2 separate regions of the Mus musculus genome follow, and region 2 is linked to region 1. A link is a loop called in an ENCODE intact Hi-C map of the cell type or tissue named here. Cell type or tissue: heart. All regions are shown on one strand. Links, peaks and the distances in the headings refer to the core of each region. The heading gives the core; the rest is flanking DNA. Region 1 holds the start of Itpkb (inositol 1,4,5-trisphosphate 3-kinase B). Region 2 holds the start of Gm39712 (a long non-coding RNA gene).

Region 1 (15,484 bases), core at 5,200-7,699:
CCGTCTGCCCTTTTTCTAAAGGTGATAATACTGGCAGCAGGTGCAAGGTGCCTGGAGCCCTGTCCTGGCCCCCAAATGACTGATTAGGACTCCTGTTTGCAAACACATTTGTCTTTCTAGACTACCAGCAGAAAACAGAGAAAGAGATTGCTGCTCTTCAAAACTAGACCATGTTTTCTGAAATGGAAGCTGGAAAGGACTGTGTTTTAGAGTCCAAAATTTCTTAGTGTTGAGTGGAACTGTAATACAGCCAGGAAGGATGGAGAAAGTTATTGGGGTACAAATGGGTGGAATCTCACATTCAAGATGAAACCAGAAGGCTACCCACTAAAATACCATGTTGCTTTCCCCACAAGGAAGCCCTACAACCTCTTGCATGCCAGGTAAGGAAACTCCCCATCCTCCATGGAGAGGCAAGAGAAAGGCCATCCCATTTTAGAAGAGCTAGCTTCAACAATTACCTTCTGAAAGAGACTGACCTCAGCTCAAAAATGAGATCAACCACACAGTAGGAACGAGCATCTGCCACTGCCTCAAACAGACCAAGCATTAGTGTAATGAACATACATGTAGACATGTACCAGAAATGGACCTGTCCCAACTTACACTCTTAAGGAGACACCATGTGCCTAACTCAGACAACTCAAGTCAAATGAAGCTACAAAAGAAAGGATCTACTTGGCTCAAACGATACTTTTCCATTTATCTCGCACGTCACACTGCATATTAGTTACGTTGACTGACACTGATACAGCCAACTGCTGCCTAACTTACGTGTGAATCTCAATAGTTGCTCAAACCGTAGATCAGCCATACAACCACATCTGCAGAGGTCAGGGGCCTGTCACAGGATCATACCACTCACATTCCTGCCTAGGAGTAGAGGCTGAGTTAAGCCAATAGATATCTTTGTCAGCCTGAATAAACCATGAAATGAAGTGTTTCACTCCATCAAGTCAAAGCAACGCATCTCTGCTCACCAGCTTTAGAAATTAGGAAGGTTTATTATAGTTGACATACACGAACCTTATGTTCCTTCAGACCCATTTTTTAAAGACATGTACCGTAAGAACAACTTAAACTCACTGCCCAGTCTTCAGAGTGCTTGGTAGACCATGCCCACAACAAAACCACCTATAGAGAGATATTATGACTTTACCAGAGCCCTGCTCAGGGTCTTTCCCGCTCAGCAAAAAAGTAAGAAAACCAGGATGATGCACGGAGCATCCAAGGTCTGCTTGCGAGGCAACACTTACCACTCTGGGCTTCTGCTGGTCCAGGGTATGCAAAAAGGCTGAGTTGGGGTCCAGCGTGCGCTCAGGGTCACTGGAGATGTCCTCCTCCGAGTCATCGTAAGAAGAGGAGAAGCCAGTGGAGGAGGCTGAGGAGGAGGACAGCTTCCTCAGAGGCAGGGGACCCCGAGGGCTTCCTTGGATCTCCTCTAGCCCTCCATCCTCCTGAGCACCCATATCTGTAATGATGACTGCAGGGATGGCTGGGATGTTGCTGGGGCTGCAGGCCTCTTTTAAGGAGGCCTTGTCCTTCTGGTCTGGGGGCATCTCTTGGCAGCTAGGGTGAGCATCTCCGTCTGGCAGCTGGCTTCCCCAAGTCCCCTTCGACTGTACCCCCGTGTCACGTGTCCAGATCAGGGGAGCTTCCTCCAAGGCACTGGGCCAAACTATGGAACTCTCAGGCTGCATTCCCATCCTGTCCCCAGGGAGGCACTGGGGTTCTTTCAATTTTGTTGTTACTTCCCCAGGTGGTAAAGGTTCCAGCATTCGGCCATAATGAACGTCTTCCTCCACACCCCTAGCCCCTGGCTGTGCTGCCTGGCTGCCCCCAAGCAAGCCCAGTGCTGGAGAGCCTTCTCTCTCACTGTCCAGGGTCTGCTGGGGCCCTCGCATCCCTGGGATCCTATTTCCTCCCTTCTCAGGTCCTACGGAATCCAGGTCTACAGGCAGTCTAGACCATCTGGGGTCCTCTGAGGGCTCTGAGCTTTGGGCAGTCACAGCCCTCTCTTCTGGTCTTTTGATGACTTCAGGTGTCCAGGAGCCCTGCCCACCAACAGAATGAATTCCTCTTCCCACCCTTCCAGGGGGTTCTCTCATGTGGGTCCGGACAGGCTCTGGGGTTGAGCCGGTCTCCTTGCCCAGAAACTGCCCCCGTCTCTCCATCTGGGCCTCCCAGGGGCGCATGCCCCCGAGCTCACAGCCTGTCTCCATGAGGGCAGAATCATGTCCAGGGTGTGGTCCAGCGGATGCGGCTGAAGCTGCCACTTTAGTAGCCAACGTTAAGCTAGTTCCAAAGCGCTCCAGTGAGGGAGCAACCCTCTTGTCAGTTTCCATGGGTGTGGGTGAGCCACAGCGGGGACTGGCCGGGGTACCTCTTTCCATTCTCACGGAAGTAGATGGACTCTGAGTCCCTAACCTGGTCGGGCTGGCTGGGCCTAAAAGAGGGGCCACTCCCTCCTTGTCCTTCGAGGGGTGTGTGCTGAGTCTGCTTCTCCTTCCAGAGTTGGTATCTGGGGTTTCTGTACATTGTTCTCCCCAGGACTTTGTTCTGCGTTCCTCACTTGGAGAACACGGAGCCAAGACCCTTTCGGGGGGCTGGCTGCTACTTCGGAAGGGACACGGGGAGGGCGAACGAGCCCTACCCAAACGCGGGCTTCGGGGCGCTTGAATGGCAGAGCTCTGTGCCTGGATTTGCGCCTCGAACATGCCCACTTTCTGGTTCACCTGCACATTTTGCAACTCGCGCTGCAGAATCCGCAGCTTCCTCTGGGCCTCCTCTGGCCCAGGTGGGGAGAGGATGCGGGCCGCCACCACCTGCTGCGCGTCCCCTCGCAGGCGGCCAGCCCAACTGGGACTGCCCACGCCACTGCTGCTGCTGCTGTTGCTGCTGCTGCTGCCACCTCCGCTACCGCTGCTACTATTCAGCCTGCGCCGGCCGCTGCGCCAGCCCCCAGGACTCCCGGGCTCCTCCAGGGACAGCGACTCTGCTGGGGGGAAGAGAAAGGAAGCGCCTCTCCCAGGGCTGAAGACGCTGCCGGGACTCAGCGCGGCCCTCCCGGAGGGCTGGGGCGTCTCGCTGCCGCTGGGCCGGGGGCCGCCACTCTTGAGCTCGTTGGTGCTGTTCATGATCACCAGGCTATTGAGGGCATAGCAGTACACAGCCATAGTACAGGGTCCGCCCGCCGCCGCGGCTCTCCGTCCCGCTCCACCGCCGGCGCCTCCTCCTCCCGCGGCTCTCGGCTTAGTCCCGGAGGCCCGGCGGCCGTAGCTCTGCGCGCTGATGGAGCAGCATGGCCTAGGCGGCGGGCACAGGGCAAAATCGCGGGCTCGGCCCCCGCCCCAAGCTCCATAAACGATTTCGCGGCTGTGGAGACACAAGGAGAAAAGTCAGAATTCCCGAAGGCATCAAGGGGGTGGGGTGGAGAGAGCCCACCCGCAGAAAGCAGAGAGCAAAGGGAGCCCCGGGACCCCAATCTGCTGGGGACGGGGTGCCCCTGGATGTCTAGCCTACAGGAGTTGTGATGCTCAGTGAGGAGGCAAGCCGGGCCGCCTCGATATGGCCTCTATTGGTATTTTCCGGCGGTGGTCCACCTCCCCCAGCTTGTGATACACTCCAAGAACACCTAGAATCCCAAATTCTGAAATTAGTCTCGGTAGCCACGCGGATGGCCGAGGGAGGAGGTGCAACTCGCTGGTTCCCTCCTCGAGACTGGCCAGGTTTCCTTGGCCAGAGCAAACACCGGCTATCGAGGATGACAGGCAACCCTGCTCCACCCTCTCAGGACATCAGAGGCCAAGTCACAGGGAACCTGACCCGGACCTGCCTTCCCCAAACCGCTGCTGGAGCCGAGACCTGGAAGGGGACTTGTGTGCCCACCGTTTTCTTTCTGATCCTGGTCTGGGGCTATGCCTCTCGGCCTATGAAAGGCCGGGAAGAGCGCGGGGGTGGGTGGGGGTGGGGCAGTCCAGGCACTTTTCAGCACTAGCCTTGATGTCTGTCTGTCTCCAAACAAGTGTGTTTTGTGAATGTGGGCACGCGTGCGCGCCAGGGAGCAAACTCTGCAGTATCCAGCACTGGAATCAATCCTGGTGGCTCCCTACTGTCCCCTCAGACCCTGCAGCGAGTGTGTGTGTGTGTGTGTGTGTGTGTGTGTGTGTGTGTGTGTTTGGGAGAGGGGATGCATGTCCGCAGCTACTCAGCCCTGCGCGCATCCTGTTAGCGAGGACCCAGCTGCCCCCTCCGGGACCCACACCCCTCGGAGGAACTCTGGGCTTGCTTGCACAGTTGCAGCCCGGAGGCCTTCTAATTGTGCAGGCCTGAGAATTTGCAGCCCTTCGGGGTCCCGCAAGCTAAGCCCCGGAGCAGCGCGGCCGGCCGAGGGCAGGGCCTCGCGCATCCCGGGCAGCCTCGCCTGGCGCCAGGGGAGCCGCCGGGCAAGCCGAGCCCCAGACGCCCGCAGCGCGCCGGGGAGGTGGTGGCGGCGCAGCGGCCCGGAAGGCGATGGGAAAGTCGAATCGCCTCCTCTGCCCCCAAGGCCACGCCACGCTACCGTCCCAAATCAGCCTCCCTTCTCCGTCGTTCTAGCCCTCACCTCCGTGCTGTGCTCGGACCCCGGAACACCCAGAGGAACCCCAGCACAGATGGAGCGGAAAGAGGGTTCAGAGACGAGGGCCAGGAAGGAGCCGCCACGCTTACCTGCAATTGCTCAGACTTCCAGGTCCCGTGCAGGCGACATGCCCCGGGGACTCCGGGCTCGTACAGACCAAGTGGCTTAAAGTTTTTTTAAAAAAATAAAAAAGCTCCCAAAGGGTTTCCGCAACAACTTATGGAAGACGGAAAAAGTGGGGTGCAACGAAGCTGAATGTACCGGCGCAGGGACTAGGCGATCCCGGAGGGGACACCGCCAGGCCGACCCTGCGTTGCTCTGTGCTTGGTTGGAGACACTACCGCTGTCAGCGTCTGCTCCCTGCTACTTCAGTGTTTGTTCAATGTAAGATTTAAAAAAAAAAAAAAAAGTTGGGGGTTGAGGGAGGAGGCAGAGAGGCGGGGGCTTGGGGGAGGAAAGCAGGAAGGAAGTTGTGAGCCTGTCTGGGGTTGAACTCAGCGGAACAAGTTTTTCTTTTCTTCTTTTTTTTTTTTTTTTCTATTGCTTGGCAAACCGAGGGAGGGAAACACTTAAAAAAAAAGTTTCCATTGTTAGCTAACAAAAAAAAAAAAAAAAAAAAAAAAGACTTTAACTTCTGCGGGTTAAAGATATACGATTTATTTTCCATCCCTCGACCAAGGTTTGCTGGTGTCTAGTTTTATGAAGCTACGTTTGAAAACTGTTTTTAATAAAATTTTGAGTGTGCTAAACAAAGCTGCTGGGGGGGGGATTTTTCTAGCATCGAAAGAGGGGTAATATTCTGCCTAAGCAGAGGGTGTACTTGTACTACAATAGGCAACTTTTTACAAGGTATATTGCATATATTGCAGGGCATTTCCTTGCACAGTTTTAGGTTTTAATGCACCATGGTAGAATTTTGGAAGACTGGTTGGACTGTGAGCTGCTGAGTGTCTTGTAGGCTAGATGTGTGAAGGAGCTCTGCATTAAGCAGTTATCTATAAACGCACACAGAGGCTGTGCTGTTCGCGTATTTTTGCACTCAACTCTCAAAAAGTTATTTTAAGAAAAAGCATAGTCCTGGGGCTGAGGCCCGATCAATGTCTTCAACCACTTGCTCAGTCTCCTGTGAATTTACTCCTGCGTTTTCAAGGGTTCTACTCTACCCTCAAATAAAGGGGGGGGGGCACCAGGCAACACTGGAGGGCGGGGGACACTCCCTGCCCCCATACACACACACTTAAGCCCCACCCGGCACTGCAAGCCTGTTTTGCATAATTCCCTAAATCTTAAACTCTAGCGTTTAGTGGAAACAGGGAACACAGCTGCGAGGTTTAGGAGATTTAAGAATCCTAAGCTTGTATCCGCCCATATATCCTGATTAGCCAAACCTCGGATGGAAAACCTGACCGCCTGTAGCAAGCAGACAGCTTACTTGTTTATGTAACAATACCGTTGAAGTGAGCAAAGCAACCTGCAGCTTGGTCAGGAAAAGACTCAAGCAAATTTGAAACCAAGAGCCCTTCCAGCCAAGAATTCCTGGAATCGGACAAGTCCTTTCTGGTTTTGTTTTGTTTTGTTTTTGTTTTATTTTTTATTTTTTTTAACATACCCTGGAAGGCTTGAATCTGGTTTCCCTCTCACCCTCAATGGGGCTGAATAAAGATGCCTGTCCTGTGTGTGTTCTAGTATTACCGTGAGACAAAGAAGCCACCTCTATCTAGACTCCCTCCTTTGGTCCCTAGTGGCAAGAAGAGGAGTTACTCAAGCTATGAAGTCTAATCTGAGAGGTGATAAATGCCTCAGTAGAAGCAACTGAAGAGCCTAGCAAAGCTCCCACAAATCTCTACCTTGCCGGCCCCTGAGAAGCTGTTCCTAGTTGCTATTGTCTCTTGTAGGTGAGTCAGTCAACCTTCCCTAGTGAGAAATGAAGGCTGCTGGAACATGCCCTTAGTCTCTGAGTAATCCTTGGCCAGTCAGCTGCTGTCAGACAGGACATGGAGATGGAACTTCTGGCTTGGATGTAAGGGAGACAAGACGATAGTCCTAACCATGACACTGAGAGGGTTTGGCAGGGTTTAAGTCCCCAGATTGGAAGTCAGCACAGCAGGCTTTATATCCTACCATAGAATCTAGCTGGCTCCCACAACGTAAAGCAAAAGTTAACACTTCGACGTAGTGTTTGCTATTTCCAGACACTGGTTTAGGCACATTTTGAATATGTATACAGGACTAAGGACATAGTATGGGTAACAGAATGCCTTCCTAACATGCACCATGCCCTGTGATTGGTCCTCAGCACCGCACAAGCCAGGCTTGTTGGCCTAGTGACACGAACCTGTAATCCAGCACTGTAGTGGTGGAGGCAGGAGGATGAGAAGTTCAAAGTCACTATTAGCTACATCAAGAGTTTGAAAGCATCTTAGGCTATCTGAGATCCTGTCTCAGCAATCCCTCCTTACCTCTAACACACGCACACACACACACACACACACACACACACACACACACACACAAGAGAAAAACAATTTGCATATTGTCAACCTTATAACAACACTGTCAGGTAGGCGTTGTTACAGGCTTCATTTACACTAGAAATTAAAATTCAAAGAGGCAGCTCTCTGCTCCTCCCTGTTCCAGAGACAGTGCATCTTCTTGTGCAGTGCCAGCCTCGTCCCGTAGACAAAATGGTGAAGGCCGGTGTGAACGGATTTGGCCATATTGGGCGCCTGGTCACGAGGGTTGCCATCTGCTCTCTACATGGCAAAGTGGAGATTGTTGCCATCAACGACCCCTTCATTGACCTCGACTACATGGTCTACATGTTCCAGTATGACTCCACCCACAGTAAATTCAACGGCACAGTCAAGGCTGAAAATGGGAAGCTTGTCATCAACGGGAAGCCCATCACCATCTTCCAGGAGCGAGACTGCCCTCCCCCCAACATCAAATGGGATGAGGCCAGTGCTGAGTATGTCGTGGAGTCTACTGGTGTCTTCACCACCATGGAGAAGGCGGGGGCCCACTTGAAGGGTGGAGCCAAAAGGGTCATCATCTCCGTCCGTTCTGCCGATGCTCCCATGTTTGTGATGGGTGTGAACCACGAGAAATATGACAACTCACTCAAGATTGTCAGCAATGCATCCTGCACCACCAATTGCTTAGCCCCCCTGGCCAAGGTCATCCATGACAACTTTGGCATTGTAGAAGGGCTCATGACCACAGTCCATGCCATCACTGCCACCCAGAAGACTGTGGATGGCCCCTCTGGAAAGCTGTGGCGTGATGGTCGTGGGGCTACCCAGAACATCATCCCTGCATCCACTGGTGCTGCCAAGGCTGTGGGCAAAGTCATCCCAGAGCTGAACGGGAAGCTCACTGGCATGGCCTTCCGTGTTCCTAACCCCAATGTGTCCATCGTGGATCTGACATGCCGCCTGGAGAAACCTGCCAAGTATGATGACATCAAGAAGGTGGTGAAGCAGGCATCTGAGGGCCCACAGAAGGGCATCCTGGGCTACACTGAGGACCAGGTTGCCTCCTGTGACTTCAACAGCAACTCCCACTCTTCCACCTTCGATGCCGGGGCTGGCATTGCTCTCAATGACAACTTTGTCAAGCTCATTTCCTGGTATGACAATGAATATGGCTACAGCAACAGGGTGGTGGACCTCATGGCCTACATGGCCTCCAAGGAGTAAGAAACCCTGGATAACCCACCCGAGCAAGGACACTGAGAGCAAGAGAGAGGCCTTCAGTTGGTGAGGAGTCCCTATCCCAACTTGGCCCCAACATTGAGCATCTCCCTCACAATTTCCACCCCAGACCCTCATAGTAACAGGATGAGCCTAGGGAGCCCTTCCTACTCTCTTGAATACCATCAATAAAGTTCGCTGCACCCACCTCTCCTTGGTTTTAATGCGGTGTTGGGGAAGGGAGGGCATATGGGGAGGTAAAGAAGGCTCCAAAAAAGAAAAAAAAATCCAAAGAGGCGTGGCATTTGATCAACACGTGCACCCTGGTACCACAGCTGGCAAAGCTTGATCAGTGCTGTGTGGATCACTCACAGGCTCTATGCTTGTTGCTACTCTCCTTATGCCAGTTCTTTACAACTAGTTACTCCCTAACTTTTCTGGGACCCTCCCCAATTTGCTCGCTTTTGGGATGGGATTGATGCTATAAAATTAATATGTATAAAGAGTGGTGGTGTAAAATCTTTAGCTGACATCATCCTCTAACAATGAAGGATGGGCAGATGTACTCTACTGTAATGGGTTAGGCGTCCCTGATTATCACTCTTGTTCAACGTTGTACTTGGAAGGCTCAGTGAGGCACCATGTGCCTATAATCCCAACAGTCCCATTTCAAATACACTGCAAATGCAAAGCCAGTTTGAACTATGTGACACCCTTGATGTCCTGGTCAGTGTTGTCACACAAGAAAAAGAAATAAAAGACCTTTAGGGTGAAAGAAGTAAAACTATTGTTTGAACACAAGATGTGTGTCGGCAGAGAAAGAAATCTAGTGGAATTTATAAAAAAACCACCAGAAATATAACTAAATTTAGGAAATGTGTTATATTTCTATTGTTACTAAGAAAGAGCCATAGCCTGGCTAGTTGAAACGACAGAGATTTATTTTCGCATAGTTCTTGAGGGTAGAAGTGTGAGATTAAGGAGCTGAGAGTTCTACAGCTCAAGAAGACTGGCTTCCAGGTGGCTAGGATGAGGGTCTCAAAGGCCACGCCCAGAGTGACACACCTACTTTGGCAAGGCCACATCTATTGGCCCCACTGCGTGGGCCAAGCATATTCAAACCACCATACCTACTTTAACCCTAATTACTGTTTAAAAGATCCACCTTTCTCTTGTAATCTCATTCTGAGGTACTGAAGTTAGGACTTGACCATGTGACCACACCACAGCAGTGAGGCTGAGAGAAGTAAGAGCGATGAACGCTGTTAAATACTTAGGGGTACACATGAAGACGCATGCATACGACCTGGAGGCAAAAAACACAGAACAGTGCTAAGAAAAAAAAAAAAAAAAAGACCTGAAAAAACTGAAAGATGGACCATGTTCATAGATTAGAGGACTCAATATTCTTTCTCTCTCTCTCTTTTTTGAAGATTTATTTATTTTATGTATATGAGTGTACTGTTGCTGTCTTCAGACACACCAGAAGAGGGCATCAGATCCCATTACAGATGGTTGTGAGCCACCATGTGGTTGCTGGGATTTGAACTCATGACCTCTGGAAGAGCAGTCGGTGCTCAGCCAGTAGTTAGCTGAACCATCTCTTCTCCTCAACTCAGTATTCTTGATGCCAGTTCCTCTCAAATTTACTAACAGATGCAATGTAAGCAAAATATCCCAGTAGTTTTTTGTTTTGTATTTTTATTTCATAAGCGTCATAGGGAAACACAAGAATTTAGAAGAGACAAAATAGCTTTGACAAAGAAGAAAATAGAAAAACTAACATCACCTGTTGTCAAGAGTTACTTTAAAACCCAGGGCTGGAGAGATGGCTCAGCTGTTAGGAGCACTGGCTGCTCTTCCAGAGGACCTGGGTTCAATGACCAGTACCACATGGTGACTCACAACCGTCTGTAAGTCCAGTCCCACAGAATCCAAACCCCTCTCTGACCTCCACAGGCACTGCACATGTGTGAACACACGTGCACTCAAGCAAAACACTCATACACATATAATAAAATGGAAAAAAAAAAGATCCTTAAATGTAAAAACATGAAACTTTCACAAGAACACACAGGAGATTGGCTCGGCTGGTAAAGTGCCTAGCAGTCACAAGCTGGGTTTGAACTCTGGAGCCACATAAACTAGAGGTGGTGGTTTGCAGCTGCAATGCACTACACTGGAGGTGGAGGTAGCAGGGTCAGAAATTCAAGCTCACACTCTACTACATAGCAAGTTCAAGGCCAGCCTCTTATACATGAGATCTTGTCTCAAAAAGAAAAGCAGAAAAGTCCCTGAGATTTTGGGTAAACAATCTCTCTTTCTGTGTGCGTGCATGTGTGTGTGTGTGTGTGTGTGTGTGTGTGTGTGTGTGTGTGTGTGTGTGTAGTATGTAGTTATGGATGGATAGATGTACACATGTGCGTTTGGAGGTCAAGCGTCAATAGAGACCTTTCTTTCTTCCTTTCTTATTTTTTTTTCAGACAAGGTCTCTCACTACCCTGGTATGGCTAGCCTGACTGGTCAGTGAGTTTCACTGATCCACCTTCCATAGCTCCCACCTCCAATGCTAGAATTAAAGGTTCAAGCCAGTACTCCTGGCTATGTATGCAGGTGCTGCAGACCTGAACTCGGGCTGTGTTCACACAGAAGTGGGCATGTGGTACACAGTTATAATCTCAGAGAGCAGAAGGCAGAGGGAATTCAAGGCCAGCCTGGGCTACGTGGTGAGTCACTGCCATAAACAAAACAAAGAGCATACACACAGAAGAACAATGACCTTTAAGTGTTACTGAAAACAAGAAAAGTGTCCAAGGAACACAATTCAGTGTAGTAGCGCTTGCCTAGCAGGTGAAAGGCTCTGGGCTCACTCTCCAGGACTGGTAAAATAAATACGTACCAACATACATACATACATACATACATACACACACATACATACATAAAATACATATGCAAAAATATGCATAGCAGCTTTATTTGAATTGAGAAAAAAATGTATTATCTATATAGAAGCGAATGGGTATGAGCTGGCTGGCTGTTGCTTGTACCCTGGAACACTGCTCATGAGGGAGAACTGTGGACTCTTGACCATCACAACATGCAGAAAGCTTTAAACATCTAAGCTGACTGAAAGAAATCAGACGGCTAGGAGAGTGTTGAGACAGAGGAGGCCGGGACTGAAGGAGAGGTAACTAACCAGCAAGTTGATGAATTCAGGTTAGAATCGAGGAGATTCACCCTGGAACGCTGAGGAAACAGACATAAACCAAGCAGCTGAACTCAGTATAGAATAAAGAGGAGACTGGTCCCTGGACTTGGAGGCATGAAGCTGTGGAGAGGTAACTAACTGTGTGGAAGACGCAGAATTGTCTGAGCTGGCTGGAGAATGAGTCAAAGCTTATGGCCTTGGCATTTATTTATAAATAATTAGTCTCAGAGTCATCATTCCAGGAGCATGGGCTAGGAGGGGAAAAAAGAATTATTACTTTTTACGCTCATCTCTCTAGGGGATGGTAATGCCCATAGTGGGCTGGGCCCGCCTCCCTCCATTAGCAATCAAGAAAATGCCTCACACACATGCCCACAGGCCAGTCTAATAAAGGAAAGTTTTTTCTTCTCAGTGTGCCAAGTTGACAACCGAGATTAGCCATCACGACTGTTGAGTCATTTGTTGATATTTTTACTGTATTCCCTGGACTAACACCACGTCAGTATTTCACTTCATATGTAAGTCTGTTATTTGTGACACTACATATAACAGTTGATGCCTCTATCTTTGTCCTCTACCAGGGTTTTTCAAAGGCTAGGACCCTAGTTTAATTACCTCTCCACTCTTAGACTTTTAGCTCCACACTGACTAGGTCTATACATGCTTGTTATGTTGAGAAACAAAACCTAATCAAGCCATCAGTGGCGGTGCAGAAGAACCAAGGATCAAGCACACCAGGGAAATCACTGGCTTGCCAGCTGCTGGGAGCAGGAAGCATGTTCCACAACCATGCATGGCTAGGGCAAAGGTCTCCTCTGCCTTTCCCTTGCTCCACAGACCTTGCTTTTCAAAACCTCATGGGCCCAAGGCATGACTAAGGCCAAGCTCTGTCCCTGAGGGAGGTCACCCCATGGACTCCCAGGTCTGGGCCAGAAGCATCAGAGCAGCTTTGCTCTGTCCTTTCTCTCAGTCCTGTCCCTAGTCACTTCCCCTCTTGATCTGGAGACAGCAAGAAAGCATTCATTTGGGTGATCCACTGTTGCGTGCGAACTGTGTGTCAGGCCCATGGGTCCATACAGAGAATACAGCCTCTGCCCTCCAGACTAATGGGGGCCCAGCACATCCAGAACATACCAGGCCCACTTTTCAGTCAGTGCTGAGCAGGTAGAAAGGGGCAGAGCTCCCACAGAGGATACCATCTCCTTGGTCTAGTTGTGTATCCCTGGCAAGAAACCAGAACTCAGCTTTAAGGTCTGTCAAAACGGCACGAGTTATAATCCTGCTCCCGAGCATTCTCTCTCTCTCTCTCTCTCTCTCTCTCTCTCTCTTTCTCTCTCTCAGAGATTTATTTATTTATTTATTTACTTACTTACTTATTTATTTATTTTAGGGCATCAGATCCCATTAAAGATGGTTGTGAGCCACCATTGTGGTTGCTGGGAACTGAACTCAGTACCTCTGGAAGAGCAGCCGGTGCTCTTAACCTCTAAGCCATCTCTCCAGCCCAACTTCTGAGCATTCTTATGAAGATCTATGAAACAGTGTGTGTTAAATACTCCAGACGTTATGTTTTCTTAAAGAGTAGACCTTCAACTGCTAGCCCCAAGTTCTAAAAAAGATCCAAGAGTTAATGCTAGCATAAAGCCTGCCTCAGGTACAGCAAGGCTCTCAAGGACTTCTGTTCTCAGGCTGATACTGTCTTTTTTTTTTTGTTGTTGTTTTTTTTTGGTTTTTGGTTTTTCGAGACAGGGTTTCTCTGTGTAGCCCTGGCTGTCCTGGAACTCACTTGGTAGACCAGGCTGGCCTCGAATTCAGAAATCTGCCTGCCTCTGCCTCCCAAGTGCTGGGATTAAAGGCGTGTGCCACCACACCCAGCTTGGCTGACACTGTCTTACCTCCAGATGGACAGCACGGGTCGAAGGAGGTGACCTGTGAGCCTGTCTAGCCATTCCTCTCTGTTCTCTCGTCAGAAACGCCAACACGTTACAAGCCCCAGACAGTTATGCACATATCCAGGCGCATATAGCTCCATCAAAGACGCCAGTGGGCAGCCCACAAGCTCTGCCAAGAGTACGTGTGGGCCAGGCTCCCTGCATGGAGATGCTCTGTACTACTGCACCATTCTGAGCCATGATTGGCTAGGCTGTGGTGAACAAGAATGCCATCCCCAGGCTGGCTGGTACCTTGGCATGAAAACACCAGAAGTAGAGTTGGATTCTTCTAATGGAACTTCAGAATCCTTGCCATGGAGACCCAGTGAGGAACACTGGGGCCCATGAGGCCTGAGTGAGAGAGGGCTCTAGGGGAAAGGCCAAGAGTGAACAAAGGCAATACGGAGAGACAAGAGAACCTGGAACCGATGTGTTGAGTGGAAAGAAACTGCCGGGTGCAAACCATGGAGAGAGAAAGACAGAAAGTCACACCCATGAGCTGGTGGAATCCCAGATCCCAGACCTGTGAGGCCTCACATAGCCCTGTGTCCATTCTTGGGTGCTGGCTGATAGCAGCTCTGTTCCAGCCAACCCAAGGGTCCACTTTGGCCTCTGTGTGTACATGTACACAGGCATGTATGCACACACACATGTGCCCTCACAGAAAAACATTTACCTAAACACACATGCTTATGCACACACAGGCTTGCTGCCCTCTGCCATTGTGACAGGTGACAGAATGCAGGAAGGCACAAGCAAGCAGTGAACTTTATGCTTCCAGGTTGATATAAGGAAGAGAGCATTCACTTCCCCTGCTCTGCCCCCATTCCTAGCGAGATGCCTTTCTGCACACACCCTCCATCATAATAGCTCATTCTTTATTCATCCACATACTCACTATTTACTAAAGGCACCCCTGGCATTCGGCAGCTCTCTTTGTCTTCGGTTTGATACCTCATGCCATTTGCATCTGCAATGCCTAGGATAGAGAAGGTACTTAAGTACTTGCTGAAGGGCCGATGTCTGCCTTGCCTACAAATGGGTTTCCTATGAGCTTCTCTTTCAGTGGGTATTTTCTGGTTGTATTAGTCAGCTTCCCGTCGTTGTGACTAAATACCTGAGTTAGTCAACTTATAAAAACAAAGGTTTGTTCTGGTTCAGAATTTCTGTCCACCATCTCTTGGCGCTGTGGCTCTGAGCCTGATGTGGTGCAGTTCGAGACAGGTAACACGGATGTGAGAGAGGCCATTCGTCTAGGGTAGCCAGGGAGCAAAGGATTAAGGCAGTAGGGTCCTACCTTCTTCGGACTAGACCCCCTCCTTCTAAAGGTTCCACTGTGTCCCAGTAACAGCAGCTAGTAACCAAGTGTGATGGTTATTTTGACTGTAGACTTGACACCAAGTACAATCACCTGGGAAGGGACCCTGAAGGGGGCTCTGTGGTACCAGCAAGGGAAACTCAAGCTGATTGGAAATATTCCTGCAGTGAAACCCAAGGTAATTATGGGGATGCTCCATTTCCATGCGGACATTGATACAGTTACCTCGTTTCCAATTGACTTTCTCAAACATCTGAGCAACAGGTTACATAGGTGGGTTGACTTGTTGCAAGTCAAACACAGAGACCCACAACCTGGGGACAACCATTCTTTGGGGGTGGGATAATAAATATATCACCTCTTCACTGTCTAGAAACAGCTGGACTAGAAGAGATGAATGCAGACAAGCGAGGTCCCGCTTTGTAAATCTCACGGTGAGTTTACACATTTAAATACCCCTGCTGAAAGGTCTGGTCAGGATTATGCTTTAGTGTAGGGGGTGGTTCTGATGCTAAGGTCCTGTTCACCAATTGGTTCTTGATCCATCAATAAAGATGCTAACGGCGAATGAGCTGGGGAGAATAGGAGGGACTTCTGCCCCCGCCCCGCCCCCGCCCCTCCCCCCCTTGCAAGCTAGCAGATGTGTGGGATAGAGGAGGATTTCAGCCTTGCTTTGGAGGGAGAAAAGGTGACCTGTCACGTGAGATCTGCGGA
Region 2 (15,484 bases), core at 6,270-8,769, 77 kb before region 1:
TATCTACGTCTTGGTCTAAGTCTGTGTTGCCCTGTGAAGAACCTGCAGGTCGGTGAAGTCACAAGGACCAAATCTGGGGTGGCTATGGAGGTATTCCCAGAGGACAGTGCAAGAAAAAGGGCTTCATATGGTGGCTAGATGACCTTGCCAGCACCTTGGTGGCTATGGGGTGACTTGGTCACATCTCCCTCCAGTTCAAGTTCCTTCCTGGTAGAGACTCCATCTCTGCTGACAGTACAGCCCCCAGAACAGGGCGATGTAGGCACACACAGTGGCCGCACGCTGAAGTGGCTTAGCTTAATCCCTTTGTCCAGGATTAGAAAGGGCAAACAAGTTATAAAGAACTGATCGATAAAGAAGTTTTATCGATGAGACTGGAAGTGAGGTTGGGCTGGGGCTGGGGTAGGTGTAGTCTTGGGGATAATGTGTCAAGAACTTTGGAAAGGACAACTGTCTACAGGCACTTACAGGCAGTGTAAGGATAACACCTTCTGCCAGGGTCTGTTCCAGGGCTGCCCTCTCCTGGAGCATCCACCCACATTCACCTGGTACCTCTCTAGGAGAACAGAGTGTACTACCTGCATGTCCTGCCAGCTGGATCCAGGGGTACTTCTTCTTGAAGGACATGACAAAGGGGGACCACTGCACCATGTTCTTTATCTTTCTCCATGACTTGCTCTGGAAGACAGCAAACAGAGCACTCTGAGTGACAGACATAAACCAGTTCAAACAAGCTCACAAGGAAAATGACCTTTTGTACCAAAGCAAGTGATCTCAGTCTAGAGGGGTCACTGTCACCCAGCAGCAAGGTGTTGCCGCACATTTTATTTGTAGATGTTATGGTAAATGAGCATTAATGAGGAAGCACTCCACAGAAAGGCCATTTATAGATAACTGCTGAGTATCAGGTGGGAGGGCACACACCTGTGACTGCTGAGTACCAGGTAGGGAGGGCACACACCTGTGACTGTTGAGTACCAGGTGAGGAGGGCACATACCTGTCACTGCTGAGTACCAGGTGGGGGGGGGTACACACCTGTGACTGCTGAGTATCAGGTGGGGAGTCACACACCTGTGACTGCTGAGTACCGGGTGGGGAGGGCACACATCTGTGACTGCTGAGTATCAGGTGGGGGGGGGGCACACACCTGTGACTGCTGAGTATCAGGTGGGGAGGCACACACCTGTGACTGCTGAGTACCAGGTGGGGAGGGCACACACCTGTGACTGCTGAGTATCAGGTGTGTGTGGGGGCACACACCTGTGACTGCTGAGTACCAGGTGGGGAGGGCACACACATGTCACTGCTGAGTACCAGGTGGGAGGGCACACACCTGTGACTGCTGAGTATCAGGTGGGGAGGGCACACACCTGTCACTGCTGAGTACCAGGTGGGGAGTCACATACATGTGACTGCTGAGTACCAGGTGGGGAGGGCACACACCTGTGACTGCTGAGTATCAGGTGGGGAGGCACACACCTGTGACTGCTGAGTACCAGGTGGGGAGGGCACACACCTGTGACTGCTGAGTACCAGGTGGGGGGGGCACACACCTGTGACTGCTGAGTACCAGGTGGGGGGGGGGCACACACCTTTACTCCCATCTACTCAGAAGGGTCACAAGAGCTCAAAAGTTTGAGTCTAGCTCAAATGATACAGTGGGAAACCCCTAAAACACACACACACACACACACACACACACACTCACACCACCAAGTAGTGGATGGCAGAACTCATGTCAGCAGCCATGCCAACACAGGCACCAGCTGCAGCCAGCACAGTGTTTGCTGTATAAGTGCTTGTGACAGGCTGGGGTCCTGTGGCCTGTGCCGACGACCTTCAAAGCCTGACGGTGACAGGAACATTTTAATCTGTTTTACAGATGAAGCATACCAGCTTCAGCAAGTCTTTGCCCCTAGTCCAGCAACCTGGGAGCAGCGACTCCTTTGGGGTCAAATGACCCTTTCACAGGCGGTGCCCAAGACAACCAGGAAACACTGATATTTACATTATGATTCATTACAGTAGCAAAATCACAGATATGAGGTAGCAAAAAAATAATTTTATGGTTAGGGGTCACTACAACATGGGGAGCTGTATGGAAGGGCGGCAGTGTTAGGAAGTCTGAAGACCGCTGCTCTTCTAGTTCATTCTCTCCCCTGCTGGTCAGACCAGAGCACAATGAGAACCTGCAATCTAACTTCTGCATCTGTCCACGGAGAGGGCCCCTTCCATGGCTGCTCTTGTCTAGGTGTTTGATAGCTAGTTTTGGGGACGGGCGACAAACACAAAGGAGACATCTCCCTGAGCAGCCAGGGCTCTGGCTTTTGGGGTGTTCTGGCTGTTCCCTTAGCTGGGGAGCCCAGAGCCATTGTAACATGCCTCTAGTTGCCACCAAACCTTGATGATGCCTGTACTGGGGCTGGGACCCTTCCAGCACGGTCACCAGGTGACACAAAGCTTATACTCTGCTGGGTGGAATCAGAGCTGGCATGTGCTTGTGGGCTCTGGAGGGATTTGTGTGTGTGTAATGTACACGGAAGCTCCCTGTGGACAGTAAGGAGAGCACCACTAATAAAGCTGTGTCCACCAGAAAGAGGGAGGATGCAGGGACTGCTGGGGACTCAGGGCTTCCACTCTAACTTCAAGGCAGTTGCTTAAGCCAACTAACAAGTCACGGGCAAAGCCTCCAGGCAGTGCCTTAAGTGATGAGCTGAACCAATCCCTGGATTGACATCCTCAATCAAACCAGCCTTGGTCCAGCCTTGTTCTGCGTCCACACACAGGTAAGATCATTTCTCACTCAGCTAGACCTTGGGGTTGTGCAAGGGATGGGAGGGTCCTCCTGACTCATCTGGCTAAATTTGGATCAAAGGATCAGAGAAAAGTCACGTTGGGGAATGTGGTTTTTAAAACCCTAAGATGCACAAGAGCTGTTGAAAGCCACCGAGATTTGAAATTGCCGAAGCTGCTGAAGCGACTTTGGGCAGCCTCACAGCTTGCACCGGACCTGGCTTTGCTAAAATAGCCAGAGTGTGGGAGAGGGATTTGAGGTGGGAAGAGGGAAAATAAAACAAACAAAGAAAATAACACAGAAGGCACACAACACCAACCTTCTTTGCACCTGAGGTATCTGGAAGGGAGGGAGGGAGAGAGAGAGAGAGAGAGACAGAGAGACAGAGACAGAGAAACAGAGAGCAAGTGCTACCAGCAGGGCAGTTCCATGCCATGCTAAACCACGGGCCACCAGATCTGCCAGCAGGAGGTGGGGGAGCAGCTTGGAGCTCAGGGCAGCCATAGCCTGACCCACCTTTTCCTTTTCCTTTTCCCCATGAGCTGCTGCCTCAGAAGAAACTTGAGCTTCTATTCCCAGGACACAAGGCCCCCTGGGGACATGCCACTCCCTACCTTAGCACCCTTGTCTTTCAGTAGAAATGACCCACTGTTCGGAGGGCACACCTCTGCCCTGGCTCTGCCCATGGGAGGAAGCCTCGGTAGGGTCTGACTCTGTGTTTGTGTAGGCTTCGGGGGAGGTGGACAGTTTCCAGGGCATGCCACTCTCTGGTGGCCTTTCCCTTCGGGCATCTACAGATATTTTACAGGGATGTAGTGACTTAAACAAAGAGGAAGGAGTCATGGCTTGTGTCTTCTGCAAAGTGGTTGGAAGAGGAATGACAGGATCAGGGATGAGAGGAGGCAGGGTGTGGGGACAAGGGCCTCTTTCCTACTTTCACAGTGCAGTAGTTATCAGCAAGGGCCTGGCACAAAATGGAATTGAAGGGCCCCTTGTTTCAAATGTGGTAGGAATGTCCAGGCAGGGAGGGTAGCCTAGTATGACCTTTCCAAGGCCAAGCAGGTATGGCCTCTGCTGCAAGGTTCACCATGGCTGTCAAGAGCCTCTGGCTTCAGGCTTGACACAACATGGGTTACCGCAGGACAGATCTCCTGGAGAGAGCCACTGCAGTCCCTGGTGGATCCTTGACTGCCAGCCTGCCCTCCTTCCAGCACCTGCTTGATGGAGCCTCTGCAGGTTCAGGACTCACCACCCCATGAGTGAACAATGGAAGAAATATGCTGTCTCCTGAGGCCAAATATCTAAACACTCCCTAGATCCTACAGCAACAGACTGATGGAGCTTAGAGCCACCAAGCTTTGGGGTGAGAAGGAGCCACTGTTCTTCCAGGTCTCACTGCGGTTAAACCGGGTCCTATAACTGGGTCCCCTGAGGGCCTGTGGAATCCCCGGTGATACAGACCAACCTCCCACCACGTGCTCTGCTCCGCACATGGCCAAGTTCAGGCGAGCCATAAATACTCACTTTGTCTTGACTTCTGATTCTTTTTGTTTGTTTTAGTTTCCCTCCAGACAGAGTGCTGGCGATAATCCACCAGGCATTTCCAAAGGGCCAGAGGGCAAGTGGGGTGGCCATGAGCTGAGCCAGCGTGTGATTGGTTATTTATGAAGCACCACCTCCAGGGCCACCGTGCTAGGTCCTGACCACATAGTGGGAGCCCCAGGAGCCCAGGGGCTTCACCTGCTTCTGTCTACACCAGTGGCTCTCAACCTTCCTCATATGACCTTTTAATACAGTTCCTCATGCGGTGGCGATCCCCAACCATACAATTATTTTTTTGTTGCTGCTTCATAACTCTAACTTTGCTGTTATGAATTATAACGTAAATGTCTGATATGCAGGATGGTCTTAGGTGACCCCTGCAAAAAGGTCTTTCAACTCCTTCCAAGGGGGTTGAGACCCACAGGTTGAGAACCATTGGTCCAGCCACTCTATGAAAGCAGATTCCCAAATGGCTGACATCACCTAGAGAGGGGTGGGGGCACATATTTTGTGGGCCAACAAAATCAACTCCACGAAGAGGCTAGACTCTGGGAAAGTCCCTTTCCGCCAGACCCGTTCCTCCAACTTACTACTTTCCTTCCAGCACTCTCTCTTATTTCAATGATTTGATAACTCTGCTTTTATTTTTAGATAGTTTTAAAGAAAAAAAACCCCCTCTCTCCTGCTCCCCCCTTTCTAGGGTAAGAGTGATGAGGGGGAAGTAACTGTGAAATATCACTGTCCTTCGACGATCCTAAAAGCCTGTCAGGCTAATGCTGGACTGAGCATGCGCGAGGTTCGTGTGCCCGCACAGGGAAATCTCAGGCAAATCAGAGGTTCAGTGTCTGTGGCGTTGCTAGGTATGGTGCTGTCGTCAATGGAGCCTCACAGCGCTGACATACTTATTTCCATTTTGTTCAGAGGCATTAGTGTTGCTCCAAGTTGCACGGCTTCCAGCTCTCTGCCATTTAATTCTGAAGATTTTGTTTCAGCCAACAGGATGCCCAGGGCCCCTCTCGTCTCTCCCTTAGCTATAAAACAGCCTCACATAGACAGCGAACACTTTGTCACTTTGTCACAAGACTGACCTTTCAGATGGGGGAGGCCTGAAGAGACCTGCCCTCCCCTCCCTCTGAGTCCCAGGCTTTTCCCAGAAGGTCCTGGCTGACACACACTTGGGGAAGGCACACTGGACAAAAAGTGGACAGGAAAGGGCTCACTCTGGGTTAGACCTTCTGCTCCCTCTTGCAAAAGTCGGACAAAGTCATTGCGTTCACCATGTTTGGGAAAAAAATGCCTTCTTCTTAGCTTCTTTTTCTTTTGGTCTTTCCATAAAAGCAGCTAGGGTTTCCCTAGTGATCGGTGCCCGCCCTCTCTGGGGAAAAGCCTGGTGCTTCTCCCAGGCCTTGTGGCCAACTTTGTTCATTGTGCTCTTCTGGCAGAGGCCCCGGGAGGGCGGTGTGGTGCAGGCCCAGGCAGGTAGGGCACTCAATGCCCCTTCCTGGAGCCTGCTTAGAAACCGTGCCTGCCACAAAGGTCAGCGTGTTGCGCTCCGAGAGGACAGAAGGCCTGAGAAAGAAAGTCCCACCATTGGTAAGGCCGGTAGCTACACCTAAAAGCAAGGCTGTACTCGAGACTGACCACCTCCTCCTTTAACAAGCAAGACTTTCAAACCTGTCGAAGAAACCTCTTTTGTTTTGCCCCGCCTTCCCACCCAGCCCTTGCTTTGTGCCCACCAGGGGGCAGCCTGGAGCCGTTTTTTAAAGAATCGCCTGAGCAGGGTGGGATTAGGAAGAGAGCTGAGGCACACACAGGTGAGTCCAGGAAGGCTGAGCGCGCCTTATGCGAAATATCTGGGGCCAGAAATGCTTTAGACTTTTTTCCAGGTCTTAGAGTGTGTGCACACACACCATGTTGTAGCTTTTAAAGACTGGACCCAAGTCTACACGTGAAACTCCTTGTTTCAATCCACCCGGCATCCACATAGCCCCAAGGTGATCTTACAGAGCATTTTTAGTGTCCCTGTGGTTTGGCTGTTTGTGACCCATCAGGAGAAGAAGTTAGGCGTCTAGGTCAATGTTATTGTTGGGAGAGGGATACTCTGTATCTCCTTCAGAATCTGTTGCCGGCCTGGAACAGGAGATCCAGGATGGTTGTTCTTCATCAGGACCAACCCCTGATTGCTCAGGCATGGAAGGCATCGCCTTGCTGAGGGGGTAGCTGTCTGTCACCATTCTCCTAAGCAGCACCTTTTGGGCAGACAGAAAGCCTTTTTTTGTGTGGCTCCCCAGAAGGTCCGGCCTGCCTAGCTGCCTTTTTTTTTTTTTCTGTTGTAACTTAAGGCTCAGTTGCTACACCAAAGGCTGTATCCAGACTGTTCCCCGGGATGCTCCACAAACCGCTCTTCCTCTTATCAGCCAGAACCCTGGAGAAAGGCCCTGGACACAGCTGGCAAGGACAGGCCTGCCGCCGTGGAGTGCCACCGTGGCTCCCTAAACACCCACAGAGAAAGAGGGTCCCAGCATAGCCTCGGGGCCACTGTGGATACTCCCCTCCCCCACTCACTTCACACCCCACTCTCTGTGTGCCTGAGACCCTGCAGGACATGCCATCTTCCTGTCCCTCATCTGTCTATCTCCCTTATCCAAAACACTCGTGACTGGAAAGGTCTGGGGTCTGGGCTACTTTCTTCTCTTTCCCTCTTGCTCTGGGACTTTGGATGTTTTCACGGACAGCCATCGCATGTAGCTGGGACTCTAGGGACCACAGCAAAGAAAGATCTTGCACTAGAGACCTTGCTTCAGGTAATTCTTCTCCCCCAAGCCTGACTTTCCTGAGCTGCTGCCAAAGGGGACTGCCATCCCTGCAAACCAGTCTTTGTTTTTACTGCCCGAGAGCTGAGGTGCCCTTCATGTTCCTGGGTTTCCCTGCCAGGTGGCCCAGCAATCGCTGTCTCTGATGTGAAGGTCACCGCTTGGCTTCTCTCCTCCTTCCAGAACTAAAAATGACAGCAGTGAAGAGGAGGAGGAGGAAGAGGAGGAGGAGGAGGAGGAGGAGGAGGAGGAGGAGGAGGTGGCAGATGGGGAAATGCCTGACCACACAGAGCCCATGCCTGCACCAGGAGCTGGCCCGCCTCAGCCTCCCTCCAACTCACAAGGCTGAGAGGGAGGTAACAATAGTCGGAAGCTGGGAGTGGCCACCAGGAAGAGCCGAGGGGGGTGGGGTGGGCCTCTCCTGGACACTTCCTCATGGAAAAAGGCAGAGAACAGGGGACATTTAGCTTTGTCTGGGAAAGAGAGCCAGGCACTGCGGCTGTCCCACAACCCTCCCCAGGCCCCCTCCCTCCCTGTCTCCCCAGAGATTTTATTTTTACTTTGGTAAATGCAAAAAAACAAGGTTGAGTTTCTGGTAGATGGAAATTTACTGAGGGCCCTCTCTGGGCAGCAGACAATCGGCCCAGCACTCAGTCTTAGGGATTATCTCTCAGACAAGATGGGTGAGGGGGCCACTCCCAACACACTGCCTAAGGAGAACTTTACAGAGTTAGGGGCCAGAGTGCTCAGTTCCTCCTCCTCCGCCTGAGGGACTGCAGGGTAGGTAGGGCAGAGCCCCAGCACATGGAAACAGTGGTAACCAGCTTGTGTACTAAGGACTTTGGACAGGTAGATGCAGTGCTAAGCATTTGATAGGTACAGTGAATGTATGCTAACTTGTCATGGAGGTGCTCTCATGATCCCATTTTACAGATGTGAACACTGAGACACACAGAGATTAGACAATTTGCCGAAGGTGCTAGAGATGGTAAGGAGAAAGCCTGTTGAGAGTCCCAGGTCTGCATCATTCAGCTAGGCTATCTCCTTTGTCATTTGTAACATGTGACTTTATAGCCAGATGAACTTGAGCTCGGCTCCTGTTAGTCCTGCCTGAAGGTCCTGGGCAGGATACCAAACCTCTCTGAGCTTCAGTTTTCTCCATCCTTGTGACATGGAAATACCACTCGGCCAACACCACCAGCTGACGATGACAACAGGTTGTTCTCAAAGTTAAATCCAACTTTGCTTGGGCGAGGCTTGCTACAGTCAGAAACACTGAACCTCTTCCAAGTTCTGTCTGCTCTCTCAGCCCCAACAGCACAAGCCTGCAGGAGATGATGCTGAGGAAGGGCAGCTTGGTCAACAGCAGGACCTGACACCCTCTTCCTCCACCCTGGCCCTCAGCCTGAATCCCACCTTTCCAGGATGACAGAGACAAAGAGGACCAGTCAGATTCTCTGCCAGAAGAATCACCTGAGCCATTTCTGAGCATCTGTGAGTCTTCACAGGATAGTCAGATCCACGAGTCTAGCAGAGAGGCCACCAGAGGCCTTCTAGTCCCATCCCAAGCCAGGGCGCCCTGGGGAGGGTTACTGTGAGCACCTCTGCTCTGTTGTTCCTGAGGCAGAAGGCGCGCGCGCGCGCGCGCACACACACACACACACACACACACACACACACACACACACACACTGCTTTTTCCTGGCTGGAAGATGACATTTTAGAAAGCCAGGCATCTGAAAGGAAGTTCGCCACAGAAAGCAGAAGGAGCTCAAAGGTCACCTTTGCCCCCCTTTCACAAGCAGCTTGCAGAAGGAAAGTTGCTTCTGAAACGGCCTCTGTAGCACTCACGCTCAGAGCCACGGAGGCAGAGAAGTTCCAGGCTCCTAGTGCAAATGCCATGGACACAGGTGGACACACAGAAGGGACAGGGCTGAGCGCAGGGAACTCCCACCTCAGGAATTTCTAACAAGGAAACTTTTGAGGAAGGGCTTACAGGCGGATCCCACAGCTATATTTAGAAAATTATTTCCAAGCAAGGCACACTGGAGCAATTCATATTTCTGAGAGGTAGCGCTGAGTTGCTCGTGGCTAAGGGCACTCTGTAACACAGTGCAGACCTCCTGAGCACCAGAAACCCTTTCCGCCTTCTGAAGACACTTCTGCAGCCCCGTCCTGGCAGAAGCTGACTTGCAGCTCCCGACTGGGCCGTGAGTCACCCAGTTTCCCTCTTCTGACAGGCTGTTCCCGGTCTTGAGAGTTCAGCGGCCATGCTCCTGTTCACGTGCAGACCGCTGGAGGCGAGGCACAGGAAACGGGTTGCCAAAAAGGCACACCAGTGAACCCCCAAGTACGAGCAAGATTCGTCACCCTCAGAACTTGAGGCCAGGGTCATCCTGACGTCTATGAGGATGTGTGACTTTCATAAATAGTCTGACTCATCACTGGTCCTCCTGTATCTGTCACCGTGGGGCCCCCGGTGGTGGCAGTGGGCTCTTACTTAGCCCGTTCTACGCTGCGGTATGAGGATCCCACGGGGCCATCCCAGAGATAGCATACTTGCCTCTCTCTTTCAGAGGTTGCAAACAGGGACATATTCTACCTCTGCTAGTGTCCCCAAGGTGACAGAACTGGAATCATGCTCAACCCGTCACCCTGGCAGCCTGTATGTCCACGGAAGTGGGGAGTGGGGTTTCCCACTCAATAGAGCAGGGGCACTCAGTGGTTCCTTCACTTTTTGCCTTTGGTTACAGGGACTTAACCTTTGTTTGTTGAGACTCCACCAAGCATCTCAAGACCATCAGAGAACGAAACCAATAAACACGGCGGCAACACTCCTATGTGTCACTACCCAGAGGGAGACAGAGTACTTGGTGCACACAAGAGTCCCCTTCTCATCTGCGACGCTTACAGAAGGTTCCCGATTCTCGATTCTCGTAGACTATCACAGCTCTTTCTCACTGGGTAGGGGAATGAAACTCTGAGAATGGCAGAGGCCAAGGAATGACACCGGAGCCGAGGATCCTCCAAGCTAAGGATCTCAACCCAAAGACCTTCTTTGCAGACTGGGTGCAGGCCCAGTTCCCGGAGGCAGGGCTGAAATGCATACTGCCTTTGAGGACCTAGGGAGAGGGATGTCCTTGTAGATGTCCACCTGCTGTCTGTCTGGGAAGGCTGCTTGTCCCAGGGTGGGGGTGGAGCATCTTCTGAACCCTTGGAGCCTGAGAATGGCAGAGGGTGAACAAAGTGTCCCAGGACCTCCATCCTCCCGCAGTGACGAGAGCCCTGTTGGGTAAGCTGGGCCCCCTCAATGTCTCTGGGGACAGCCCATATTTAGGAACTGCAGCATCTCTTCTAGGGAACAGACCAGCTGGTTGATTTATTCTCCTTAACTTTTGATGTTGTTATTATTAGGCACATCTGTCTCTGAGTGAGGTCACCAAGGAAAAACCCAACCAGAGGAAAATAGTTTCAAGCAGTCGTCATTTCAATCTTCGGAAAAAGGAAGCGAGTGGATAAACTAACTACCAGAAGATTCCAGAATTCAGGATGAGCGACGAGGAAAACGGAAAGTATGTGCTCTGGGAACGGGGCAGCTGGGCTGGATGCACAGAGCACCCACAAGCCGCTTCCGCTTCCCTTTCCCCAAGCTTAGCTCTTTCCTTTTCCCTAACACAAAGGCCAGAGAAACAGACACCCTCTCCATGCTTGCTCAAAGACCCAGAAGGAGACCCTATTAGTGACCAGTGACCAGGTGACATGGGACAGAGCTTCCCTCCCAGTGACCATCAGACTTAACTTGGTTCAGCTATAGCCCCACCCCCGCCCCCACCACTTTTTTCTAAATCAGTTGCCAAAAATTGTAAATGAGATTTCAAACAAAAGTCCAATGCTTCTTTGACACACTGAGTCTGCAGTCCTGGCAGCCTGGGATTGAATAGTGGCAGCTTGGGATGGGGGTCAAATTTTAACCTATCACCACCAGCCTGGCCCATGACAGTATCTACATTAACAGGCGACCAACTATAAACGCGCCAAAGAAAGCCCAAAGACCCAGACCTCAAACACAGAGTTGTCTCTTTCTCCGTCTGTAAAGAGAAGAAAATGATTGACATGCATGGCTCATATTCTATAGAGAGGATAAGGAAGAAAAGCAAGAGAAGGGTTTGAGGAACTGAGTACCACTCTACCAGCTGGGTGACGTGTGGTCACATGGGTACAGAGACTAAGACACACACAGAGCCAGCCTCTTGGATTGGATTAGTAACTAGGGTGAGGACAGGGGAACAAACACACCGGAAGCCTCAGAGGTGACGTCACCCAGGAAGGTAGAAAGTAGAGCTGAGGTTTTGGATCTTGCCAAGTACACCTGGTGCCTGGATTGGGTACCCAGTTCACACTGCTTTCCTAGGCCTAGGGCCAAGGACACCGGATCCCACTCATTCCATACGCTCCTCTCTCTTACACAAAGCCCAGCTTCGTCAAACCCTCGCAAACAGAGACCAAGCTCTGCCTGGGGACTCTCCTGAGTTCCCATCCTCCATGTCCTCTCTCTCTGCAAAACTGGCCTACTGGTGTTTGCCCAGATGTGCCATATTGCTGGTTCTGGGGCAGCCCGTCTGGTGGCAATAACCTATGTCACTTGGAGGACAGTGATTTACTGTTTAAATGGTGCCCCTCAACCTGTCCACTTTCACCTTCCCAGGTCCTGCCCATTTCCCTCTGAGCCACCCCGGTAAATGGCTTCTCCTTGCAAGATTTACATATCACACACAGTCCACAATCCCTTTGTCACCTGCTTAGAGCTCATTCAGGTCTGGTTTTATTATGAGCATCATTTCCTATAGCAACAGTTCCGGAGGGCAGGACCCCAGGCCCTGGTAACACACTTCCTTCCCAGAGTTGAGAGCTAATGGATGAATGCAGAACTAAGTAGCACGAGCCTCCAAGACCTGGCTCCTGGCTGAGAAGGCAAAAAGGGAATCCTGTTCAGTATCTATAACCAGTTCTGAAGGAGTCTGGCAGGAAGCAAACTGAGATTCCTAGACCAGAATGATGCTTCTTGTGTTCCTGGGAACTAAGAACCAGAGGAGGAGCCTTTAAGTCCTGGCATGAGATGGTCACATGGAAACAGAGATTAAGACACCAGCCTAGCCCCTAGAGGTAGAGGTGGACAAAAGCCAAGATTGCTATCCTATAGTTAATCTGGAAGTCGCTGGCCCCAATCAACTATCTATCTGTATTCTATGACCTCAATGCTGTTTGTTCCTGGCTGTCGACATCAAGGCTGGGCTATTTTCTCCCATAGACCCAGGGCAGGGATGGCCAGGGCCAGGCAAATGAGAAAAGCAGATCCACAATGCTCTTCCAGATGTAAGATGAACATTAGGACAAAAAGAGCTAGACAGAAAGGTATCCCAGGCTGGATAGGAGCTTACTTCTAGAGTCACAGCTCTGCATCAGGACCTGGGCAGACACTCACCCATGCTCTCTACTCTTAGCCTGAACTAGCTTCCTTTATGGGGTTTTAGAAAGATCCAGACTGAGTGAGAACAAGCCGGTCTGACCAGGCTCTCCCCTTGTCCAGCTAGCCCCTTTCTGGCAGTGACAGCCTTGCTATCTCCCTTTGTCCTGGGACCAGGGGCTCCGGCTTGTTATCGCCCCTCCCTCCCTCCTTCCCTCCCTCCCTTTGCTCTGTTTTACCTGATACAACCAATACCACATAGATCCACTATGGTGCCCCACTGTGTTCTGGCTTCAGGCTTAAGCCCAGGGAGTATGAAGCCCAGAGTAGATGAGCACAGGCCTGATAATGGAACATGACAAGGATGCCAACCAGCTTTATAAAGAGGAAGGCACAGATAAGGGGGCATTGCTTTGGGAGGGGGGAAATAAAGGAAGTTTTTTTGGGAAAGATGGAGTTTCTGCATCTTTAAGAGCCAAGAGAGGAAAGCAGCACAAGGGGCAGAGGGAAGGCAGAAGAAGGTGGGCTTCGGGCTTAGAGAAAGCATGAGCAAAGCTAGCGCTGCGTGGCTCATGCTCTACAACCGAGCTATGCACGGCTGGCCCTAGACTTTCAATACCGCACATAAGTGTCAAATACACAGAGAGATACCGCCTGCCTCTCACAAGTATCATAGTCGACACAGGTGCTTGTTCAGAGAACTCTGGTTGTAAAGCAAGACCTAGACACACATGGAAGGAGCACCCCACATCTCTTTCAGCAGAGCTCACTGTGGGCTGGCTTGTCCCCAAGCTTCGGGTGATTGCATGTCCCTGAGCTTCATGCCCAGTCTAGAAGTTGGGTCTGGAATTGTAAAAGCATGGAAATGGAGCCCCATCCCCTCCATCTTACCGTTTGAGGCAACCACTCAGGGCTTTAGCTTGTGTTTAAAGCATGATAACAGAGGCTGGGAAAGGAGCTAAAGTGTTCGTGATGTGTGTAGGAGAACCTGAGTTTGGATCTCTAGGCCCCATGTAAAAGCTGAGGGCGGAAGCACAGGCCAAGAGACAGGGTGGACACCCAGAGCTCAGGGGTCAGTCAGTCAGTCAGTCAGCCCAGCCAAAACAGCGTGCCCCAGAGTCACTGAGATTCTCTCTCAAAGACTAAGGCGGAAAAGCAAACGGGAAAGACATCCCAACTTCAACTTCCACACATGTACTCAGTGGTGTACACACACACACACACACACACACACACACCACACCACATCATATCACATCACATCACAATTTCTACACACAGTGGTACACACACACACACATACACACACACCACAAACAAACAAGTCAATAGCACATTTGATAAATAATCCTGATGAACTAAAGACAAGGAAGGCACCATGACTTCTAGAATTCAACTGTAATGAGTCTGTGTGTGTGTGTGTGTGTGTGTGTGTGTGTGTGTGTGTGTGTGACTTTAGGTTACATTTTTCTCATGCAGTCAGGTGTCTGTTGCTTTGAGTGAAAAAAAAAACACCCTTTTTGAAATGAATATGAATGGAAAGTGTGATTGACTAACTCAGAGAAAAGCAAGATCAACAATACACACAGAAGAGCCATTTTTGTGAAATCTGATTAAGTTTGTAGAAGTCTCAAACCCAGAAACTATAACGTTTCTTTTGTGTCTGCTACAAACCACTCCATAAGTAGAATGTTTCCCAGTTTCCAAAATAAGGATAATGTAATTAGCAAGAGTTTAAACCATTAATTACTCTGAATTTTTAAAATATGCATGATCATATACACAAAATTAATTAGCATAGGCTTTACTCTCTGTATTTCTTTCCTAGTATAATTGGTTCATTAATTGCTGAAGATAATTTTTGTCATTACAGAAATAATGAGTTGCTGGTTTTGTTATTTTTTAAAAAATATATGTCTGGAGGTATATATGCTAGAAACACCACTGGCTTCTGGGGAAAAGAGGACGCTTTCTGACAGCTAAGCTCAAATCTCCTAAGGCTGGGCCAGCATGCCAAACAACTTGGACTACTGTCTTTAAGTAAATGACACAGGAAATGGCTGGGAACTTCACTACACACAAGGTAAAATTGCCCACGTGTCAAAAGCATGAGTCAAATAAGTTGGAGAAAACCTTTTATAAACCACAGCATGATTGAAGATGTAACAGGCTTTGTATGTAAAGGACTCAAGCAAGACTTCAAGATGCCAACAGACAACCTGTGTACGTATAACCCAACATATATACATATATGTATGTATACAATGAAAGCAATATGTCACTTGTCTATCAAACTATCAAAAGTTAAAAAAAAAACATAATAAAGATGAGCTGTACAATGGAACCCGGACCGACACACTATTGAGACATGCTCCCAAAAGGCACGCGATCTTCTGGAAACACAGCTCAGGAATATGTTTCTAGGGCTCTAAAAATGTCTCAACCTTTCATTTACTTTTTTTTTAACCTCTGGAAATCTACTTAAGGAAGCACTCTAAAATACGGAAAAAGTTACAAACACAAAAATGTTAATGAAGCCATTGTTTCTAGTAACAATAGTATTGAAAATAACCCAGCATCCAACAATGGAGAAATGATTAAATAACTCTGGAGGTACATCCGCACAGGATTTAGTTGATCAGTGAACTAATTGATTATTTGGTCCTCTACTCTGAAGACTAAAAAGCTACATGAAAGTTGTTGCTATACTATTAGGCTGGTGGGGTGCAGAGGAGGCTAAGTGGTAAAATACTTTGTTTCTTTTTGCAGTGCTGCGGTTCACTGCTAGGGTTATTTACGTATGTTAGAGATGTGCTCTACGGGCCCTGCCCCCAAAAGGATGGGCTTTAAATGGCTTCAAAGAAACACAG

The links. Peaks named below come from ENCODE experiments on the same cell type or tissue, not always from the same donor. Only the 100,000 strongest peaks of a DNase experiment are listed, where the experiment ranks them.
Region 2: it touches region 1 in a loop (6-fold over the local background); 19 of 42 quality-filtered maps call a loop at or near these places.

What each region holds. Positions count from the first base shown.
Region 1 is chr1:180,320,003-180,335,486 of GRCm38, reverse strand. It overlaps Itpkb (inositol 1,4,5-trisphosphate 3-kinase B), which reads right to left and starts at 5,011. Exons shown (of 8, transcript NM_001081175.1): 1 at 4,708-5,011; 2 at 1,257-3,375. The coding sequence starts at 3,176. It also overlaps the pseudogene Gm5069. In heart, for the core only: a CTCF peak has its summit at 6,359; a DNase peak (open chromatin) is centred at 5,966; H3K4me3 peaks cover 976 bases; H3K27ac peaks cover 1,319 bases.
Region 2 is chr1:180,397,868-180,413,351 of GRCm38, reverse strand. It overlaps Itpkb (inositol 1,4,5-trisphosphate 3-kinase B), which reads right to left. Exons shown (of 8, transcript NM_001081175.1): 3 at 579-678. It overlaps Gm39712 (a long non-coding RNA gene), which reads left to right and starts at 4,939. Exons shown (of 5, transcript XR_003948302.1): 1 at 4,939-8,367; 2 at 8,460-8,644; 3 at 9,391-9,815; 4 at 9,904-10,066; 5 at 10,565-13,895. In heart, for the core only: no CTCF peak of the experiment used is centred there; DNase peaks (open chromatin) are centred at 6,553, 6,801, 7,541 and 8,491; H3K4me3 peaks cover 173 bases; H3K27ac peaks cover 2,013 bases.